Linked DNA regions of Homo sapiens: region 2 is linked to region 1. A link is a loop called in an ENCODE intact Hi-C map of the cell type or tissue named here. Cell type or tissue: PC-9. All regions are shown on one strand. Links, peaks and the distances in the headings refer to the core of each region. The heading gives the core; the rest is flanking DNA. Region 1 overlaps LOC105373899 (a long non-coding RNA gene). Region 2 has its middle 280 kb from the start of EPHA4.

The links. Peaks named below come from ENCODE experiments on the same cell type or tissue, not always from the same donor. Only the 100,000 strongest peaks of a DNase experiment are listed, where the experiment ranks them.
Region 2: a loop joins it to region 1, with 3.0 times the contacts of the local background. A loop is called at or near these places in 1 of 110 quality-filtered maps.

What each region holds. Positions count from the first base shown.
Region 1 is chr2:221,639,174-221,644,563 of GRCh38, reverse strand. LOC105373899 (a long non-coding RNA gene) reads right to left here. Exons shown (of 8, transcript XR_923942.1): 2 at 2,852-2,956. Among named protein-coding and RNA genes, the nearest start is that of EPHA4, 70 kb to the right of the region's middle. In PC-9, for the core only: no CTCF peak of the experiment used is centred there; a DNase peak (open chromatin) is centred at 2,913.
Region 2 is chr2:221,846,179-221,851,568 of GRCh38, reverse strand. No RefSeq gene overlaps it. Among named protein-coding and RNA genes, the nearest start is that of EPHA4, 280 kb to the right of the region's middle. In PC-9, for the core only: no CTCF peak of the experiment used is centred there; DNase peaks (open chromatin) are centred at 1,368 and 3,058; H3K27ac peaks cover 655 bases.

The DNA.
Region 1 (5,390 bases), core at 317-5,316:
ATACCACATGCCTTACAGTTCAGGCTCCAGGGAGACACAAAGAGACCTCATCTTTCCTGAGAGTGACCAGATAAGTCTATAATTTGGTAGCTCAGCATTAGGAAGGCCATTGTTTCTCCACAGCTAAGGCATACGATAAACCTCTTGCATGGTTCAGAATTCAGGTGGAGAAAATAAGTGCCATTAACGGACACCCAGGCCCCCTTATAGGCCATGCCTGACATTCATTGAGACCTGTGAATTTATTTCATTAGGAACACCCCGTGCTCTCACCCCAGAGAGTTCTGGATTTCTTCGGAGCAGATAGTCACTTCTAGGAGCAGGTCCTGCCTGGATGGATATGCAAGCATGTACTCATGATTTCAGGAAAATGCCTCTAAATTATTAGGACTTATGGGACCTAAAGATATCCTTGAAGTCACCATCCAGCCACCACTAATGTGACAGTGGATTCATAGACATGAGACACTTTGAAAATGAAGACTTCTGATTAAAGACTGACCTAGGTGTGATAATATGGACAGTGTGGCACCCAATCACAGGCTATGGAAAATGTGATGTTGTCAGGCTGAATAAATACAGAAAGTGGCAAAAAAAAAAAAAAATCCCTTTTTAGGTTGTGGCACCCAGACCTCCTTGCCGAACTGAGAATGGAAGATTATACATTTTCATTAGATGCTCTAGGTCTGAGAGAAGATCTTTTCATATTATCACTCTTCCATAATGATAAGTCTTGTAAAAAGCATCTTCCTAAAATGCTTTTACCAAAATTGACAGAGAAAAATGATGCTAGAGGCTTTTATTTCTCAAAGCTATGTTTAAACGCTTTCTCCAAGATATATTTGTTTTATTTTTAGTGTTTTCTCTATAACATCATCGATTATATCTGATTCCTCATTAACTTAGAAAATATGAGTAAGACTTGGGATTTTCATGTAGTGCTTAGATCCAGGGAAGAGAATACTGATAATTTTGTTTGTTTATGTTACGATGTCTTAGTAGACTTAGAATAGACTTCAGTTTTATCTTCTTTACTAGCTGGAGTAAAATTGATATTTGATGTTGAGCAAGAAAAAATTTATTTTTGAAAATGTCTTTCCTCATTTATTTGTTAATTAATTTTACAATTCTTTCATGATTTATGTTAGTTATTAAGATTAAGCTAATATCATCAACATCCCAGCATCATCATCAGTGTATGTATTAGTCCATTCTTACACTGCTATAAAGAAATACCTGAGAATAGGAAATTTATAAAGAAAATATGCTTAATTGGCTCATGATTCTGCAGGCTGTACAGGAATCACAATGCTGGCATCTGCTTAGCTTCTAAGGATGCCTCAGGAAACTTTTACTCATAGCAGAAGGCAAAGTGGGAGCAGGAGCCTTCACATGGCTAGAGCAGAAGGAAGAGAGAGTGGGGAGGCGCCACACACTTGTTAGCAATCAGATCTCACAATAACTCACTCACTCTCACAGTATTGTGAGAACATCATCAAAGGGGAAATCCACCCCCATGATCTAATCACCTCCCGCCAGGCCCCACATCCAACATTGGGATTACAATTTGACATGAGATTTGGGTAGGGACACAGACCCAAACCATATCACTGTCGTAACAGCTCTCATTTCTTGAGTACCTACTTTGTATCATTGTGATGAATACTTGGCACAGTATTTCCTTTAAGTCTTAAAATAACCTCATGTAATGGGTATTCTGGATTTTTCAGACAAGGAAACTCAGAGACATTCAGTAGTTTGCACAAGGCCACATGGCAATGTAGATCAAAGTCTAGACTGAATCTGAGGTTTCTCTACCCTCTTATCAGGGATCTAGATAGAGGATCATCTATATCCCTAATAGGCAAGGCACAAAGCCATTCAAGCAACATCAGTTGAATGCTTCTCCCGTGGTGTGCCTTGTGCTGGCTGCTGCCAGGAATAACAAAGTGGCAACTGCCAAGTCCCTGGCCTTAAGGCATACCCTGAATAAGGAGGTGGAAAATAGCAGATGAAAAGCTAACTAGAAGTGTTTCTCAAAGTTTTTATCAAAGTACCTCTTAGGACAGTAAAGATGATTCCGTAATTTGAAGGATCTACAAGTGTGGCCGCAAATGACTGCAATGTGCAGGGCCTATCTTTGAAGTCTTGTTTTCGATAAAAAGAAATGTTGCATTCTACTCCATAATACACTCATGCTGGATTTTTTGTTTATCTGTTTGTTATTCTTGAGACAGGGTCTCACTCTGTCACCCAGGCTGGGGTGCAGTGGTGCCGTCTTGGCTCACTGCAGCCACCAACTTCCTGGGCTCAAGTGATCCTTCCACCTCAGTCTCCAGAGTAACTGGGACTACAGGTGAGAGCCACTGTGCCTGGCTAATTTTTATTTTAATTTTTGGTAGAGATGGCGTCTCATTATGTTGCCATGCTTGTCTCAAACTCCTGGGCTCAATCCATCCTCCTGCCTTGGTCTTTCAAAGTGCTGGGATTACAGGCATGAGTCACTGCGCCTGACCTACCCATGCCGTTCTCATGTAAAAGTAAATTTTAAAATCACCTACCGGCAGGGCGCGGTGGCTCACGCCTGTAATGCCAGCACTTTGGGAGGCCAAGGCGGGTGGATCACGAGGTCAAGAGATAGAGACCATCCTGGCCAACATGGTGAAACCCCATCTCTATTAAAAGTACAAAAAAATTACCCGGGCATGGTGGCGGATGCCTGTAGTCCCAGCTACTAATCACTTGAACTCGGGAGGCGGAGGTTGTAGTGAGCCGAGATTGCGCCACTGCATTCCAGCCTGGGCGACAGAGCCGGATTCCGTCAAAAAAAAAAAAAAAAAAAATCACTTACCATTGACTGGAATAGCTGCTCACTCAGTAAATACTGCACTTTCTCCTTGTGATTTCACATGCCCTTGGCACATCACATTGAGGTTAACTTCACATTACACATTTCCTGATTTGAGAAGAAAGGAAGTTCTCAGTGATAAATTCCACAATGTTAAAGGGTGAGACTTAAGTAGCTAACCACAAAACTCATTTCTCTTTTAAGCACTATTCATCCATTCAAAAGTACATCTCTGATCTTTCTGATAATGAAACTCTTCTGTATCTTGACTGTGGTGGCAGAGACTCAAACTTGTACGTTGCGTAGAACTAAACATGTGCAAACACACACATAAGTGAGTGCAAGACAAATGGGGAAAATCTGAATGAGATCAGTGGATTGTGTTAACGTCAATATCCTGGTTGGGATGATGTATGGGTTGGGTAAGGCTTTTAAGACCTTACCACTACAGGAAACGGAATAGAGATATGCTATGGTGGTATCTCCTCCAAAAGTTATTTTGAAACTTAATCCCTGATGCAACAGTATTAAGACACGTGGTCTTTGGGGGGTGAGTAAGTCATGAGGGCTCCTTCTTGTGAATATGATTAGTGCTCCTCTAACAGAGCTTGAGGTTGAAGAGAGTCTTCCATGCCCTTCCATTCCTCCCACCACGTGAGGACACAGCTTTCATCCCCCCTGGAGGATGCAGCAACTGGCACCATCTTGGAAGCAAAGACCAGGACCATTATCAGACAGTGCCTTGATCTAGGACTTCCCAGTCTCCATGACCATGAGAAATAAATTTTTACTGTTTATGACTTACTTAGTCTGTGGAATTTTGTGACATCAGCACAAATAGACTAAGACAAGGTGCATGGGATCTACCTGTACTAATACTTAGAACTGTATCACAAAATATCTCTGTATTAGTCAGAGTTCTCCAGAGAAATAGAATGAAGTACCCTCAAAGAAACACCCAAAATAAGGTTTGAAAAAAGATGTGGGCATTCTGTAGCCCAGTGAGACTGACAAATAAGATTAACCATCATAACCTCAAAATTAAGTAAATAAATACATAAGTAATGAAATACATCAAAATATCTCAGAAAAAGGTTTAGTTTTTTTGAAAGTGAAAAAAATACATCTCTAGATTGAGAGAACCCAAATCTAGGTTTACATCTGGGTTTTCTATTGTTTCATTGGTCTATGTGTCTGTTTTTATGTCAGTATCATGCTGATTTGGTTACTATTGTAGCATATTTTTTCTCACCCCAGTTAAAATGGCTTTTACAGAAAAAGCAGGCAATAACAAATGCTGATGAGGATATGGAGAAAGGGGAACCCTGGTACACTGCTCCTGGAAATCTAAGTTAGTAGAACCACTATGGAGAACAGTATGGAGGTTCTTCAAGAAACAAAAACTAGAACTACCGTATGATCCACCAGTTCCACTACTGGGTATATACACGAAAGAAAGCAAATCAATAGATTGAAAAGACACCTCCACTTCCATTTTTATTGCAGCACTGTTCACAAAAGCCAAGACATGGAATCCACCTGAGTGCCCATCAATGGACAAATGGATAAATAAAATGTGGTATATATACACAATGGAATATTATTCAACCATAAAAATGAATGAAATCCTGTCATTTGTAGGAACATGGATGGACCTGGAGATCATTATGTTAAGTGCAATAAGCCCAGCACAGAAAGACAATATCGCACGTTCTCACTCACAAGTGGGAACTAAAAAATGGATCTAATGAAGAATGAGTAGACTGGTGGTTACAAGAGGCTGGGAAGGATAGGCAGTAGAAGGGGATGAAGAGAAGTTGATTAATGGGCACAAAGATATGGTTTGGTAGAAAAAAATAAGACCTAGTGCTAGACAGATTAGCAGGGTGACTATTGTTGATAATAATGTATATTTCAAAATAGCTAGAATAGAAAAATTTTGATGGTTATTGCAGAAAGAAAAGACAAATATTTAAGGTGATAGATATCCTAAGAACTGCAATATCCCAAGAAATTATCTGATCTTTACAAATTATATGAATGTATTAAATTATCTCATGCACCTCCAAAACTATGTACATTTATTATAGTCTGCATCAATAAAAATTAATTAATTAAATTAAAAACATTTTTTTAAAAAGATAAACCAAATCTAGACTGCTTTAGATATTGAGATCCTGGGCTTCGAATTTGATACCATGATTAGATAAGACTTTGGAGATCTTAGGATGGGGGTAAGTTTATTTTTCATGTAGAAGGGAGTTGAATAATTGTTCCTAAGAGTGTGGACAGTAGTATATTAAATAATTGTCCCTAGCTCTTCACTATTCTCTGCAATCACATCCTTTGCCATGTGACCTAGTAGCTCTTTCCGCTACTGTCAAATGTTTCCTCTTGCCCCTTGTCTTTAGCCTCTACCATAGGGCTTACTTTGGCCAATGGGATATTAGCAAATATAATACAGAGGCCTGAAATATGTTTACAACAATCACCTGAATGCTGGCCATGGCCTGGAGCCAACCCCAGCTTTGGAGCCTTAATC
Region 2 (5,390 bases), core at 198-5,197, 210 kb before region 1:
ACATTCTACTTATGGAGCCACAGAGGTGGGACGGTGGTAAAACAGGCCCTGCACACTTCACAAAGAAAGCTCTCTGGCTTTCTGCTACTAGATATTTTCCATAGCCACCTCTTGAGGAGTCCTTCAATAACCAGATCTTGGAAACACTTTTGCAGAATTACAAAAATTTGGAGTGAGAATTGACTTCGTCTCTTCTCTTTTACTTTCATCTGGCTTCCTACACCTAGCAGGTTTTCAGAATAACACACATAGTTAAAGAGAGCTTAGTGGTAAAAAAAAAAAAAAAAAAACCATATTTTCCACATAGAGTTTGATATCCCATATGTTGGTAAGTATGTATTTAAGTATGAGTGACATTCATTCATTCAATTCACCTCAATTTTCAATGTTTCACTTCCTGCCTTCTTTTTTCCTAGCTGTGCTCCCAAGCCAGGTAGAGAGACGTTTCCAGAACCTCATGTCTTTCTTCCAGTCCTTGTTTTCCCCCAACTCTCTTGGGTGGGCACTTCATTCTCTGGTGAGAAACAAAATAAATTTCTTTCTTTTTGAGTTCTCCAGCATTTTTTCTTGGTTCAGCCTGTATTATCCTTTAAGTAGTATTCTGCCTTTCCGCTGACCATGCTCCCCCAGTCTCCGTGTAAACATCTCTCTGAATTTCTTGCTGTCTTTGGACATTTTCTGTCAGCCTGGAACTTTTTCCTATATTTAAGCCTTTTCTCCTTGATTCTTGTTGAGTCTAGTGGCCAGTTAATAGATTCCTTCTGGTTGATCTTGCACCCTTTCTAATTAGATCAGATCTTACTTCTGTTTCTGACAACAGTTTTCCTGTTGCTTGTCAGTTTCCACCAACACCCTTTCTTTCCTCTTTCATTCACACACACGCGTGCGTCCACACACAGAGCAGTCAGCATCAGCAGGAGCATGCCCTGCCCTCAACCTGATATTTTTGAATTCCCATGTTGAAGCTTTCATCCCCTGGCCCCATTGCTCTTCGTTCTACCCTGGCATTTCTGAAACTATTTGGCATTTGATAATTTCTTCCATGCACAATGAAACAAAAAGAATGTGTGGATGAAGTAGGCAGGGGTCCCACTGCTACCAATCTGGTGTGATTTGCATCTGCCCTGGAAAGCATGACCTGGTAGCTGAGAACGTGTGCTATTTGCACCAGGTGCAGCCAGAGGCATAGAGAACAGAAGTAAGAGATCTCACTCCAAGCAGCAGGGCGCCTGTCAGGGATATAAATATTGCAACACCATGGTTGCTTGATTTTTAGGATTGTTTTGAAGTTTTGTGGCTGTCTTTATCAAGCCAGAGTAGCAATGACTTGTTAACACCATGTGAATATATGACGAGATAAAAAAGATAATATGAAATTTGTCATCCTGCACAAATATAATGACACTTCCATACCAAAGTGATGACTGTTTTTTAAAAACACCCACACAAATAGAGATACAAGTCATTTTCTCTTTTATTTTGTCTATTCCTCACCTTAAAAATGTTCTAGTTTATGTGACAGAGAGATAGTTATTCCTATTCCAAATTTATAAATCGAGGCTCAAAGGATAAGTTTATATAGGTGAAAAAAAATTCTCCTTTCAAGCTCATGCCAAAGAAATAATGATATTTTTTCTGCCTCTAAAATAAAGATGTTTAAACACTGTGTAGTTGTATTATGTGCTTCAAGTGCTTACTCTGCTAGGAGACTTTATTTCTTATTCTATTCTAGGTATAGAATATAATAATTATTTCTTATTCTATGCATAGAATAAGAAATAATATCCCCTCCTAATGTCTCCAGTATTTATAAAGAAACTCTCAATTTTTTTTAAAAAAGTGCCTTAAAGGCCTAGGTGAACATTTCTTTGGTAAACATGGGCTCTGAACTGTGAGCCCTGAGACTGAAGAACTGTCCCAGTCAGGCACAGCTTCCTCTGCTCCTGTGTTGGGAACAGAGCACAGGTGCTGCTGAGGCGGGCCAGGAAACTAGGAGATCAGCTCTCCTCAAGTGGTACTTTCTAAAAGATACGGTGCATCTTAATCAATGGAACCCTGCCCTCAATCACTGGGTACCACCTGGCACCTTTTGCAGCTGATTGTGAACACAGAACACAAAGGGATGTCCAATATTGCACCTCTCCCATCCCAACTTGGTCTCCCTTTGCTCCAAACAGAGTTGGCCTTTATGCAAGGAAAACTTGAAGTCCCCTCTGCCTTGGTCTCACTCCTACTTCCGCTTTTATCTCCTATCCCCACCCCAACCAGTATCCTTGATCCAACCTTCCAAGATCCCACAGGGTTAAATCCAGAGACAACATTTTTCTGTATACCCCCATTTTAATGTGGAGCGAGCAACATCAGTGGCTCCTGGACATCCATAACAATGACAATCCATCTCTCACCAGCCCTATCTCCTCATGACGTACAACTTGGATGTTAAAACTTCCCCTTCCCTCCAGGCGTGGGAATAAGAAGCAAATGAGGGGGGAAGGGGAAGACAGAAACCATGATGTCACTGAAGGCATTAACTTTCATCCCAATAGCCATGAATGTGAGCTATTATTTTTAAAATTAAAAGTAATAATAAATCAATCTATTTGTGCATTCATGGGATCTTAGTTTCATGGGAAGCCTTTTCTGTGTGTCTGTTCTATTTTCATTTTTGACGTCTGCCTTTTCACCAGAAAGCTACATCTATTCCTTTGCTCAAAAGAAGTGACAGTTACAAGAGACTAAATCATTAGTTAAAACCCCCCCCCATGAGTGATTTGCAGAATTGGGGTTAGAATTTAGAATCCCTGGTGTGTACTAGGTATTAGCCCAGGCAACCCTAATTTCAGACAATTCCCTTCATGGTTAGCTAAATTTTATGCTAATTCTCAAGACATCTATTCTGTGAGCAGCCCAAGAATATAAGAAAAAGTCCTTGACCCACTTAATAAGCCCAACTAACTGATGCAAATAGTGGTGGATGCCTTATAATCTGTCTTGTGTAGAACTGAATATTTCTAAGGCGAGTAACCAAATTCGACTGAACTTTGAGTCTTAACCACAGCTCAAAAGAACAGGTTGGATCCGCTGCTGGAAAAACTGGTTTTGGGCAAGATGGATACCTGTGTCTTTGCCTGGGGAGCCACACAGAAGCAACAGTAGGTAGAACAAATGTATCTGAGTGTGGTTAGTTGGTCTCTGTGGGTCTAGCAACCCTTCACATGGTCTGCAAGCAGTTTGATGGTTTCAGAGGAAATGCAAAGACACGATTTATTCACATACATTACTGAATTTGAAAGAAATGATTAACGATTATATTCTGAAAGAATCTACTTATTCTACAGGGACCGCCATGACTCTCCCTGCAGGTTCATTCAGGGAACAGATTTATCTTGACTAACTCATTATTGCCTCATTTGCATATTATTATTTACATTTGTTACTTTTCACATTTCATTGTTACTTTTCTAAGGTGTTATATTCTCGATTCACAGAAATGAATCAGTAGCTCAAAAGTTGTTAACTGAAGCATGAAAGTAGTGATGAAAATAGTAAAGCAAATACCACAACTTCGAACAACATTGTAAATATAAATAGTGAACAGGGCTTGGATGTGAATATGGAATGTGATTCTGCATGTGCTGAGATAACTGAGTTTCTAAATGTGATGAATTTTCACAAGCTAAAAAAGAAAAGTGCAAATAAGAACAATGGATGTCTAAAAATCTGATTTTGTTGAACCAAGCTTTTGTTTTTTCTTAAGATTTCAGTATTTCATTGGATATGAAACTTTGTTAGATAGCAGTACGGAGCCGCCAATTTTCAAATCATTTTAAAGTATACTCACCACACTAGGAAGTTTATCAATATTTTTTAGAACAACAATAAAATGATGCTTTCCAGCATTCAATGGATACATTTTCTTTTTGAAGGCTGAGAAAAGACCATCCAGAATTGCTTTCCTTATAGAAAAAAAAGCAAAACAAAAAAACAAAAATCTTGTTCCAGTCACAGTATACTGACAAGCATATAAAATTTAATGACAATATTATGCTTGGAGAGAAAGTATTATGAGCTTCTGGAAAAATCCTTTTATGAAAAGACACTGTTGGATGTCAACGGCATGGTAGCAGATATTTTGCTTTATAATTACTTGACACTAGTGATGTGCAGAATGTTTGAATCAGCTCTTCTGTAATAAGCAAAAGATACATAAGAAAATAGAGCAAACATTTACTGAAACTTTCCACTGTACTCTGTACTCTATCTCATTTAATCACCCCCCAAATTCTATGAAGTAGGCACTATTCTTATCTCTACTTGACAGCTAAGAAAATCATAGCTTGGAGGAGAAAATTAGAAGTAGAACTGAAATGCTTGACCACCAGGGCACCAACTCCAGAGACTTTGCAATCATATTCCACTGCTTATGGGGGAGAAAACTCAGTGGCTTTTTGTTTGATTTATCACCAAAAAATGTGCTAAAGGGGCAAGAGTATTTAATCTGAATGGCTCGCAAAGGTGCATTGGGATCAGTACTGAAGAAAAATACAATTATAGAACGCATCTCAATTACTAAAGTGTACTTTTCCAGCTTGGGTTCCCTGGGAAGCAACCTCTGAGAAGAAAATTAGCATTCAGGCCATCTATTAGTGAACGCTCTTGGGATTGATACCTATGACATAGAAGGGAAGAGATTGGCATGGGGCAGAGGGAGAAGTTGAGCAGTGCCATTGAAGGCCTCACTGACTTCTTGGAGATCCCTAGAGTAAGAATGGTTTTTGAAATTTTCCTATGTTTGAGCAAAGAGCCTTCATCTTTACAACCCTGTGAGATCATGCATTGGATGTGGAGGGCCCTTGGAAGGAGGTGTCACCTTCAGCAAGGCAGAGAGCTGACAGCTGAGGGTTATTTATCTTCCAACAGTGATCTGAGCAGGTGGATGAAAAAATAATTCCCTCCAAAGGGGCATCTCCCTAGACCACCATCCACAGTGCTCTAAGCAGAAAAGGGTGGTGGGTTGAGTTCTTTGCTTTTCTAGTCTATAATGTTCTGATTGTTGGGGAGAAAGTACACAAACTTTTAAGAAAATCTATAATGCTAATGGGCCAGTTAAAAGTTTAGTTAGTTTCTATGGGTCATGTATATTGTGCAGCTCGGCTACATTCAATACCTAGGATAATGCAATCTTCAGGGCTGACATACCATCTATTTTAGCTGTATAATAAATATCAAGATTTTTTTTCAAAAGCTATAGTTGAAATAGAAAGGATATAATTACTAACAATTGGTGTCTTTTCTAATTAAAAATGTTTGGTTTTTACTCAGTGCTAGAACACCCAGTGAGATGTGATTGGGTACACTGTGTATGTATCCATAAACTACAACAGAACATG